2 separate regions of the Homo sapiens genome follow, and region 1 is linked to region 2. The links are chromatin loops, found by intact Hi-C in ENCODE. Cell type or tissue: mammary epithelial cell. All regions are shown on one strand.

Evidence for each region. Hi-C counts contacts between places; a loop is a spot of excess contacts. Peaks named below come from ENCODE experiments on the same cell type or tissue, not always from the same donor. Only the 100,000 strongest peaks of a DNase experiment are listed, where the experiment ranks them.
Region 1: a loop joins it to region 2, with 14 times the contacts of the local background. A loop is called at or near these places in 23 of 110 quality-filtered maps.

Annotation. Positions count from the first base shown.
Region 1 is chr5:37,410,407-37,415,406 of GRCh38, forward strand. The region is part of intron 5 of WDR70 (WD repeat domain 70); the gene reads left to right. Among named protein-coding and RNA genes, the nearest start is that of WDR70, 34 kb to the left of the region's middle. In mammary epithelial cell, a CTCF peak has its summit at 2,740; a DNase peak (open chromatin) is centred at 2,775.
Region 2 is chr5:37,835,040-37,840,039 of GRCh38, forward strand. It overlaps GDNF (glial cell derived neurotrophic factor), which reads right to left. Exons shown (of 3, transcript NM_000514.4): 1 at 4,468-5,000. It overlaps GDNF-AS1 (GDNF antisense RNA 1), which reads left to right and starts at 4,845. Exons shown (of 4, transcript NR_145476.1): 1 at 4,845-4,999. RefSeq lists enhancers at 1,109-2,047, 2,399-2,468, 3,926-4,863. In mammary epithelial cell, CTCF peaks have their summits at 2,522 (motif pointing right) and 3,284; DNase peaks (open chromatin) are centred at 2,522 and 4,902; H3K4me3 peaks cover 3,279 bases.

The DNA.
Region 1 (5,000 bases), 420 kb before region 2:
TGCTTGTTAAAATTCTGTGTACCCTTTAGGGACCATTTGAAATATAATTTCCTCTAAGCAACCTCTCCAGATGCTAGCTGCATTTGCTACTTCCCAGGCTTGGTTTCTGGCTTCTTGTTGTTAAATCATTATTTGTGTGCTTGTCCTAACTCCCTTACCTTTCTTTTCCAATCATATATTAAGACCTCAAGTACAGGAACTTTTGTATGAAAGGTATGGTAGTTTTTTAAAAGTCCTGTGTCTTCTAATGCAATACCTTATAAATGGTATGTACAGAGTACATATTTGTTAAATGGAATTGAACATTTTTGGTTTTTATAAATGAAAAGCTTGTGACATTCAAATGTGTTTTTTCTTTATGACACATAGCCCTTAGTTTCTATATGGAAAATGGAAGTAGGTATGGAAGTGTGAACAAAGGAAATGTGAGCATAGAACTGTAAATAAACATCTATTTCCATAAGAACCATTATACATGCCTTGCCCTAACCTTACAATTTAGATACATTATAGTTTAATAATTGTAAGAGCTGCCTCAAGATAGAGATGACTTAGTTAATTAAATTTATAGATTAAAACTTTATTCTCGCTTTATTTTGATAGCTTATGAACCTACCTGGCAAATGAATCAGAAAAAGTTGTAGTTTTCTTTCCTTAAAACAGTCACACAATACTTTCTAAAAAGTGTGATTGTTTTTATTAAGGTGTAACTATTTGTTTTTTTATTTTTATTTTGTGGAAATAAGGTCTTGCTGTGTTGCTCAGGTTGGTCTCAAAACTCCTGGCCTCAAGCCGCTTTCCTGTCTTGGCCTCCCAAAGTGCTGGATAACAGGTGTGAACCACCATACCTTGCTTTTAAGGTGTTATTTAATATAATAATGTGCACAGATCTTAAAGGTTCAGTTTGGTGAATTTTGACAGTTGTATATATTATGTGAAACCACCATCCCAAATAAGGTACAGAACATTTCTGTCATCTCTATAGTTCCTTGTGCCCCTCCTAGTTACAATACTGTTTACAAATGATTTTTTTTTTTGGCCAGATGCAGTGGCTCACACCTGTAATTCCAACACTTTGGGAGGCCAGGGCGGGTGGATCAGTTGAGGTCATGAGTTCAAGACCAACCTGGCCAACATGGCCAAACCCCATCTCTACTAAAAATACAAAAATTATCCGGGTGTGTTGGCACGCACCTGTAATTCCAGCTACTCGGGAGGCTGAGACATGAGAATCACTTGAACCTGGGAGGTGGAGGTTGTAGTGAGCTGATATCATGCCACCGTACTCCTGCCTGGGCTACAGAATGAGACTCCGTCTTGATTTGAAAAAAACAATTTGATAGCTCTAAAATTGGAAGCAAAATTACCAGAGTACTTACTAGTAGGTACGTTATAAACCACACTGTCCCAACTGTGATTAATTTTTTTGTTTCTTATATGTATTTTACTTCAGTTACTAGTTAGTAGTTGGATTTAGTTTTACTGCTAAAGGCACTATATTAAAAATATTAATTATATTATAATTTCTTTTTGATAAACTTTTTTTTACTTATTTTATTCCATTTTGTTTATCTATAATGGTAATAAAATTGTTCTTTCCAGTAGAATTTGAAGGATTATGATTATTTTTCTTAGAACTAAGTAAAAAAAAAATTCAAGTGGGAAGTATCAGAGAAAACAGGTGAAAAATCATCTTTTGGCTGGATGCTATGGCACATGTCTGTAATCCCAGCACTTTGGGAGGCTGAGGCGGGCAGATCATCTGAGGTCAGGAGTTCGAGACCAGCCTGGCCAACATGGTGAAACTCTGTCTCTACTAAAAATACAAAAATTATCTGGGCGTGGTGGAGCACGCCTGTAATCCCAGCTACTCGGGAAGCTGAGGCAGGAGAATTGCTTGAACCCGGGAGGTGGAGGTTGCAGTGAGCTGAGATCTTGCCATTGCACTCCAGCCTGGGTGACAAGAGTGAGACTCCATCTCAAAGCAAAACAAAACAAAACAAAACATCTTTTAACCATTTCTATTACTTGTTCATGATTCTAATTTTTTTTTTTTAGGGATGAAGGAGGTTCTAACTCATAATTAAATGGAAACTTTAGGATTACTGAGGATTTTCATTATCTTTGCTATCCTGTTTCCCATTACTACAGAAAATAGAAAGTTGGATTTTTATGACTGTAACTAAGGGCTGGATGTAACAGCAGCTTTCTAGTTGTGAGCACCTGTTCTCCATGAACTCTGTCTGACTCCCTGGCTAGCACGTTCTGTGGTGGGGAGTCCAAGTTTGGGCCACCACTGTGTTGCTTTGTCTTCTGGTCTGAGGCATCTCATCCCCTTGGCCTTGATCATTGCCAGCCACCTGTATCAGTCAGTCTCTTTCCCTGATACATGGGGAGAGGCTGAAGAATTCAAAGCGGGAGAAAACTATCTTTTAGTTCCCAGGAGTTGATGTAAGAATAAGGTGATTCATGTAAACACGCAACATAGGACTCATACTAGGCACTCAGAATGGCTGGGTTTTATCATTGTTTTCATCATCAATACCAATATTTGATCAATAACCAATTTAAATTTAATTGAAGTTGACTTCAATTAAAGAAGAAAAGTTTTAAAAAATTGGTATGAGAAAACTTAACTATTTTAACTTCAAAGTAGAATTAATGTCCTTTAAAACAGAGTAATTTAATTACGCCTGCAAGGTTATGTCAGCAGAGGATGCTAGAAGCTGTGTTCCAAAACCCAGTGACTATGTTCCTTAGGGTTTCGAAACTGCTAATGTGTGAAAATGGGCACTAGGGGGCAATAGAAGCTCTTTGGCAAGCATCCAGTTTTTCCCTTTGCCTGTCTATAGTGGAAGGAAAAAAAAGAATCTTTTATAAATAATGTCTTCTACAGACTGGAACAAGTGAGTTTGAGATTGAGATTAGTGTTGGAATAATTACTTTTTTTTCTCTGAAGAAGAATGCAGAAAAATTCTCTCAAATATATTTAAAATTTTATCTTAAGCTTTTTAGATAAGTAACAGAGATTCCTGACTGGGCACCGTGGCTCACACCTGTAATCCCAGCACTTTGGGAGGCTGAGGTGGGCAGATCATGAGGTCAGGAAATGGAGACCATCCTGGCGAATATGGTGAATCCCTGTCTCTACTAAAAATAGAAAAATTACCTGGGCATGGTGGCGTGTGCCTGTGATCCCAGCTACTTGGGAGGCTGAGGCAGGAGAATCATTTTGAACCAGGGAGGCGGAGGTTGCAGTGAGCCGAGATCGCACCACTGCACTCCAGCCTGGCGACAGAGCGAGACTCTGTCTCAAAAAAAAAAAAAAAAAGATTCCTATGTGGGAATTTTAAGGATAGCTTCCTCATACTTTAATATTGAAGTCTATAAAGTTGAATAAGGTTTATTTCTGTGATCATTAGTCTAATCCAAACTTTTGAAAATATATATCAGATCTTGCCGGGCACAGTGGCTCACGTCTGTAATCCCAGCACTTTGGGATGCCAAGGCGGATGGATCACCTGAGATTGGTAGTTCGAGACCAGCCTGACCAACACGGAGAAACCCTGTCTCTACTAAAAATACAAAATTAGCCAGGCGTGGTAGTGCATGCTTGTAATCCCAGCTATTTGGGAGGCTGAGGCAGGAGAATCGCTTGAACTCAGGAGGCGGAGGTTGCGGTGAGCCTTGATTGCGCATTGCACTCCAGCCTGGGCAACAGGAGCAAAACTCTGTCTCAAAAAAAAAAAAAAAAAAAGAAAATATATATCAGATCTTGTCACTTCTCTGCTCCAAACGTCTGGTTTCTTCCTATCACTTCAGGTTCTTTGCCTTGGCCTCTGCAAATCACACTGACTTTATCCCCTTCTACCCCCTGGCTTGCTCACTCCTCTCTAGCCACATTGATCTTTCTGGTTTTCTTTGGAGACCTCTATTCTTATTCCCGCATGGAAACTTTCTATTTACTCTTTCTTCCACATGGAATAATACCCAGAACTTCACATGGCTCCCTTATTTTGCTTGGATCTGTGCTCAAGTGTTACCTTCTCTGTCCATCTTATATAGGTCCCCCCTGCTCCCCATCCCACCTCTTTTCCTATCACTGCTTTATGGTACTTATCATTATCTGACATTTTTGTGTATTGGTTTATTGTCTTTCTTCACATAAGAATGTAAGTTCTATGAGGACAGTCTGTTTTTTTTTTTTTTTTTTTACTGCTGTATCCTCAGTGGCTTGACAGATACCTAGCACATAGTAGGTACTCAAGAAATATTAGTTGAATGAATGGAATGGCCATCCTTGGCTGTGGGCATGGCTACTTTCTTCCTAAACATTTCATTGAATCAAAGTTAGCTTCTGATCTAGTCACAATTATTCTTTTTTTTTTTATTTTTATTGATCATTCTTGGGTGTTTCTCGCAGAGGGGGATTTGGCAGGGTCATAGGACAATAGTGGAGGGAAGGTCAGCAGATAAACAAGTGAACAAAGGTCTCTGGTTTTCCTAGGCAGAGGACCCTGCGGCCTTCCGCAGTGTTTGTGTCCCTGGGTACTTGAGATTAGGGAGTGGTGATGACTTTTAAGGAGCATGCTGCCTTCAAGCATCTGTTTAACAAAGCACATCTTGCACCGCCCTTAATCCATTTAACCCTGAGTGGACACAGCACATGTTTCAGAGAGCACAGGGTTGGGGGTAAGGTCATAGATCAACAGGATCCCAAGGCAGAAGAATTTTTCTTAGTACAGAACAAAATGAAAAGTCTCCCATGTCTACTTCTTTCTACACAGACACAGCAACCATCCGATTTCTCAATCTTTTCCCCACCTTTCCCCTTTTCTATTCCACAAAACCGCCATTGTCATCATGGCCCGTTCTCAATGAGCTGTTGGGTACACCTCCCAGACGGGGTGGTGGCCGGGCAGAGGGGCTCCTCACTTCCCAGTAGGGGCGGCCGGGCAGAGGCACCCCTCACCTCCCGGACGGGGCGGCTGGCCGGGCGG
Region 2 (5,000 bases):
GGTTGCAGCTGCCCTTCTCCACCACACGGTCTTAGGGGTCAGAGTTTCAAGCAGGGCTGCTGTCCCCTCCAGTTAACCCCCCACCCCCACCACCACGATTCCTGTCCAGTCCCCTCTACTGGTGCGCAACATCCCCCATTCCTGGGGGGCAATCGGGTAGTTCCCACCCTTCGTCCTCCACCCCAACCAGAGACCTCCCCTTCTTGTCCCGGTAGCTCCTATAGGCCCCTGAACGAGCCCTCGGCCCAAGCAAGGACGGTGTTTCTCTTTGGAAATAAAATCAAGCGCATTCCCCTGCCTCGGGTCCCAACCGGGCTTCTGGCTAGTCGAGGGCAGGCTCGGGGGCACCACTCACCCAGCCTGCCGCCCACACCTCATTCTTCCCACCTAAATAGGTATTCTGTTGCGAGAGCAAGAAGTTAGCAGGGACTTGGAGACTTTTGGCCTGTATGGGATATCTGGTTTAAGTTACTTAACTTCCCAAAGCACTGATTCGATTTAAAATACTCCTCCCACCTCTTAAAGTTATGAACATTAAATCACGCATGACAAGCTCTAGCGGAACATGTAGTAAGAGCTCAGTAAATGCTTTACCATTGCTGTTAGGCAAAGACTGCATTTGTCTTGAAAGTTTTAATCCTCCGTGGTATACCCGAAAACCCTCTCTTGACTGGATTTTTGCACCTTTGAGAGATTCTGGCCCTAATCCCTTCCCCTCCCAGAGGAGTCACTGGCTCCCCGCGCCCCCGTCACGCCTGGACGACTGTACCCAGTCTCGGACGCTTTGGAGGTGCTCTGGCACTGGAAGGCCTAGACCGTGGTACGGCGCAGAGTAGGGGGTTCAGCTCTTTTCAGCCCGAGGTGGGCTCTGTTTGGCTTCTCAATCCTCACACCCCTACAAAGGAGGGCCACGCAGCTGGGGGTGGGTTAGAAAAAGGGGCTGTAAATTTGGGGGCGAGTTCCAACCAATGAGGAGACGGGGAAGAACCGAGGCATCTTGGGGTGCAGTGTTATCCAGTGCCTTCCTAATCCCAGGGTTCGTCTCCAGGGCACTAGTGACCTAGAGAGAATCTCCTCAAGCGGAATCTGCGAGATTCGTGCAGTCGATTATCCTATCCCCTCGACCGGCTCCATAAAACGGTTCTTAGGAAAAACTCGATTTTTTTTTTCCCATGCGGGAGGGAAATGCAAAACCCAGGTTAATGCAAAAACCTCAGTGCCTTTCCTAGCCATTAGTTCACAGGCACCCCCGCCTCCATTCCAGGGTTCCAGTCCTCATCTCTACCCGGAACCCCACTCCCTGTCCCGGTGCAGGCAACCCGGGGAAGCCTTTAATTCGGCCGCCACCTCCCACCTCTGCAGAGACTAATGCATTTTACATCTCCTGAGCGTCTGTTTGTTCGCTATGCAGCTGTTGGGCTCGAGAGGGTGTAGGGACTAGAAACTCCTAGTGACCTGCAGCACCGAGCGCCTCTTGCCTCGCGGGCTGGTTTGCAAACTCGGGAAAAAGCTAGGTTCTGGGTCGCGATGTGCAGACACAGGAAAACTGCACCAGGCCATGCAAAATGAGCCCAGAAAGGTACTTTGGCAGCTAGGACCTGGGGAACGCGAGCTTCCCCCCTCAAGCCCCCCGCCGGTGCCAGCTCCCGGGTGCGTGCGAAATGGCTGGCGGTCCGACCGGAGGAGCATGGAGGCGCGGGGTTAATGCGCCATTCCAAATCGCGGTGCCCGCCAGCAGGAAGCCACAGAGGCACTAGATTTCCCTTCCGTCTTAAGAGGGTTTTCCCTTTTTTCCTGCTTGGCCGACGGAGGGCTTTTTAAATTGGACGTGGAGATCCTCAATTAGAAGTGTGGCGAAGCTGGCAAAAGACTACACAGTGGAAAACTCCCCGCGTCGCCAGAGGAGGCTCCCGGCTGCGGTTCCCGCCCTCGGCCGAGCGCCGCCAGCGCCCGGATCGAGCTCCCCTCTTCCCCCGGGACAGGGAGGGCGCATTCTTCCCTCTGAGCGCCGCCGGGACCGGCTCCAGTCCGAGGGGCTCTTTCGTTCTCGGTATTTGCTGGGCGGGGGAAAAGGGGGGAGGTTGGGGGACTCGGCACACACAGCGTCTACTAGGACGTTTTTCTTAGAGTCCGTGTGGGCTCCACCCCTCGGCTTCTCAGTTTGTCTCTCTATCGCTTTCCCAAAACACATCTACATCTGCCCGACGCGCTTCTCCTCAACCATGGGCCTTTGCCCGCGGTGCAAACTGCTTTACGCGCCGCCACGTGCGAGAACCAAGCTCTGCTCCTCAAGTGACGGGGGCTCTGCTCTGCCAGGTGACCGCGCACCATTTCTCGTGCCTGGCAAGCTGGTCCCCTTCTGGGTCCGGGACCACCACGTCCCGGCAGGGCAAAAGCAGCAGGCCGTGGGCGCCGGCACCTGTGGGTCCCCAGGCCTGGGGAGGCAAGGACGCCCAGGAAAGCCACAGAAGTGCTCGCAGAAGCAGCCGCTCGCCGCGAGGCACTTCTGAGTTCCCGGCAGCAGGGGGCACCAGAAACCGTCTGAGCCGTGTCGCGCCCACGCGGCCCGGAGGCTGTGTTATCATTTTAGTTATAAAACCGGAGAACCACCACTCCCTCTACGAGCCTCCCGAAATCCCATTAGCCCGGGAACCTGTGGAGGTCCTTACTGGCATCTCTGCTTTTCAGGCTCCCACCCCTCCATTCTCGCTGGTTTTCCTCTCCCCACTTCACCTGAGCGGGTTTCTTGGCAACCTGCTTTCAGACCATCCCTCACCCCTTCCACGCGTCACCGTGACAGATTCGCAGGAGGCAGCGCTCCCGCCGTCAGTGCCCCCGCACCTTCTTGTGCCTGGCAGGCTGGGAGGTTTGTTTGGGCTTTGCCTTCAAGATCCAGGTCTCAGAGAGAGAAAAAGGAGGCGGTGGGGCGGGGAGACGGGTTTGCTATAAACTCGGTTTTTTTTTTTTTTTTTTTGGCGGGGGGAGGTAGAGACAGAAATTGCTGGAAGATCTATTGCTTTTCTTAACTATGCTTCGTGTCCTTGACTGACAGAGGACTTATTCTCCCCTCAACCCCCCATAACTGCGGGGCCCAAGATGAGGGAAGGAAAAAGAATTTGGGACACTTCTCGCAGGCAAACTGGGAAAGCGGTCTGTTTAAAGGGCCAGGTTCCAGGCCCGAGAGCACCCGAATTGCTAGCGGGAAAGGGCTAGGGACACGGCGGACTTCCCAGAGATCGGACACTTGTTACTTGTTGAAAAGGCGCCACCTTCCCTGACAAAGCGAAGGCGCAGCGAAACAGTACGAGTTTGGTCGAGGCCGGCTTTGACGGCTTTGCGGGACTGGGTGCGTGAATGAGGTTGGAAGAAACATCTCTTCCTTGAAATACCTAAGCATATATTCCAAACACTGAGCAAGAGTCGAGCGCGTTCTAACATCTCCGCAGCAGGGGCCGGAAGAGTTGCCTTTGTCCCCGCCTATGAGCAGAAGGGTCGCGAGCTCTGGGATGGGTAAGCCCCCCGGGGGCGCGCACATGGGTCCTGGCGGCGGATTCTACCAAAGCCGAAACTAGCTGGGCCCCAGGAAGCTGGCGGGAACCCGCGAAAGTCCGTTTCCAGCCCGAAGAGGGTTCGTTTTTCTTCGTTGGGGCAGGAAACAAACCACCAGTGCGGAATTAGCCTCGAGGTGGTGTAAAGTAGTGGCAGTGGTGGTGGGGTGTTTTTGGAAGGCGGCACAGAGTACAGGAGAAAAAGGGGTCATTAAAATAATAACCTCAATGGCCTAGTGGAGTCTCAAGAATACGTTCGAGACAGAGATTTGAATCCAGGACTGGCAAGAAAGCCCCTCTCCTAACCTCGACGGGGATGGTTAGTTGGGGTGGAGGGCGTTAGGAACGTGCAGGCAACCGGGTGAGGAATGTAGCTTTGCCAGACCTCGCCCGGAGGAGGTGAGCCCTCCATTTTTAGGTTCTCAGCACCTTTGCAGCAGCCCCTCCCCCGGCCTGCGCTTTTCCTTGGCACAGATCAAAACAAGCTCAATAGTAAGTTGCACTCTTGGCAATGATAGTATCTCTGCACGTCCAGAGAGGACACATTTCGACGGCGGTGGGTTCGAAGATGACCCAAGCCCTGAATCGTTCTGTGACTTGACGGAAGAGCACCTGGCCGAGTCGGGGAAGGAAACTGCCCCTCTTGGGCATTCCGGGTCCAGGCGCATCTGGGGCTCCACAGATCTTTGCCCACGTGGAAAAGGCAACATGCCCCTCCGAAAGGCCGGCCTCTCTCCGGTTCTACTTTTCTCTCTCCTCGCATAGCTTAGGTTCCCTCTAGTCTTTCCACTTTCTACTCTCACCGTTTGCTCTGGGGTCCAGACGCACCCCTCTGACTAGGGCGCCCTTCAGCCGGCCGCACCCACCCGCGACGCAGGCACCACCCGCTCCCTGCTCCCCGGCCCGCTCCCTCACTTACCTCGGATCGGGTCTCCGCAGACCCTAGGTTGGACATTAACTCCAGGTGCCCCAAGTCCCAGCCAGGAGACCCATCCGGGCTGATGGCTGGAGCGCGGAGCCCCGCCCAACAGGTCAGGGGCAAGAGTTCGCAATCCTGGGGTCGCGCGGGGCAGCAAGGGCGCGCTGGAGGCGGCGGCCAAGACTCCCGCCGCCGCCGCCGCCAACAGGGCGAGGGCTGCCGGCAACTCTCCCGCCGGGCCCCCGCACCCCCAGAAGCCGAGGTCCGAGCAGCCGCCGCTGCTTTGGGTGGGGGGCTGACAGGGCTGCGCGCGTCGCGCTCTTGGCTGGGGCTGCGCGGGCCCGGGGCGCTGCGGGCGGCTCAGCGGCAGCTGCCGCGCTCTGCGCCTCCTCTGGGCGCACTGCCTGGGAGCACGAGACTGGTTTGTCTGATGCTGCTGCCGGAGCTGAGGTCTTGCCTGGAGATCCGAACGAGACACCACGTCAACCGGCGCGGGGAGTCCCGTGAAGACATGAGGGCGCCAGGAGCGCAGG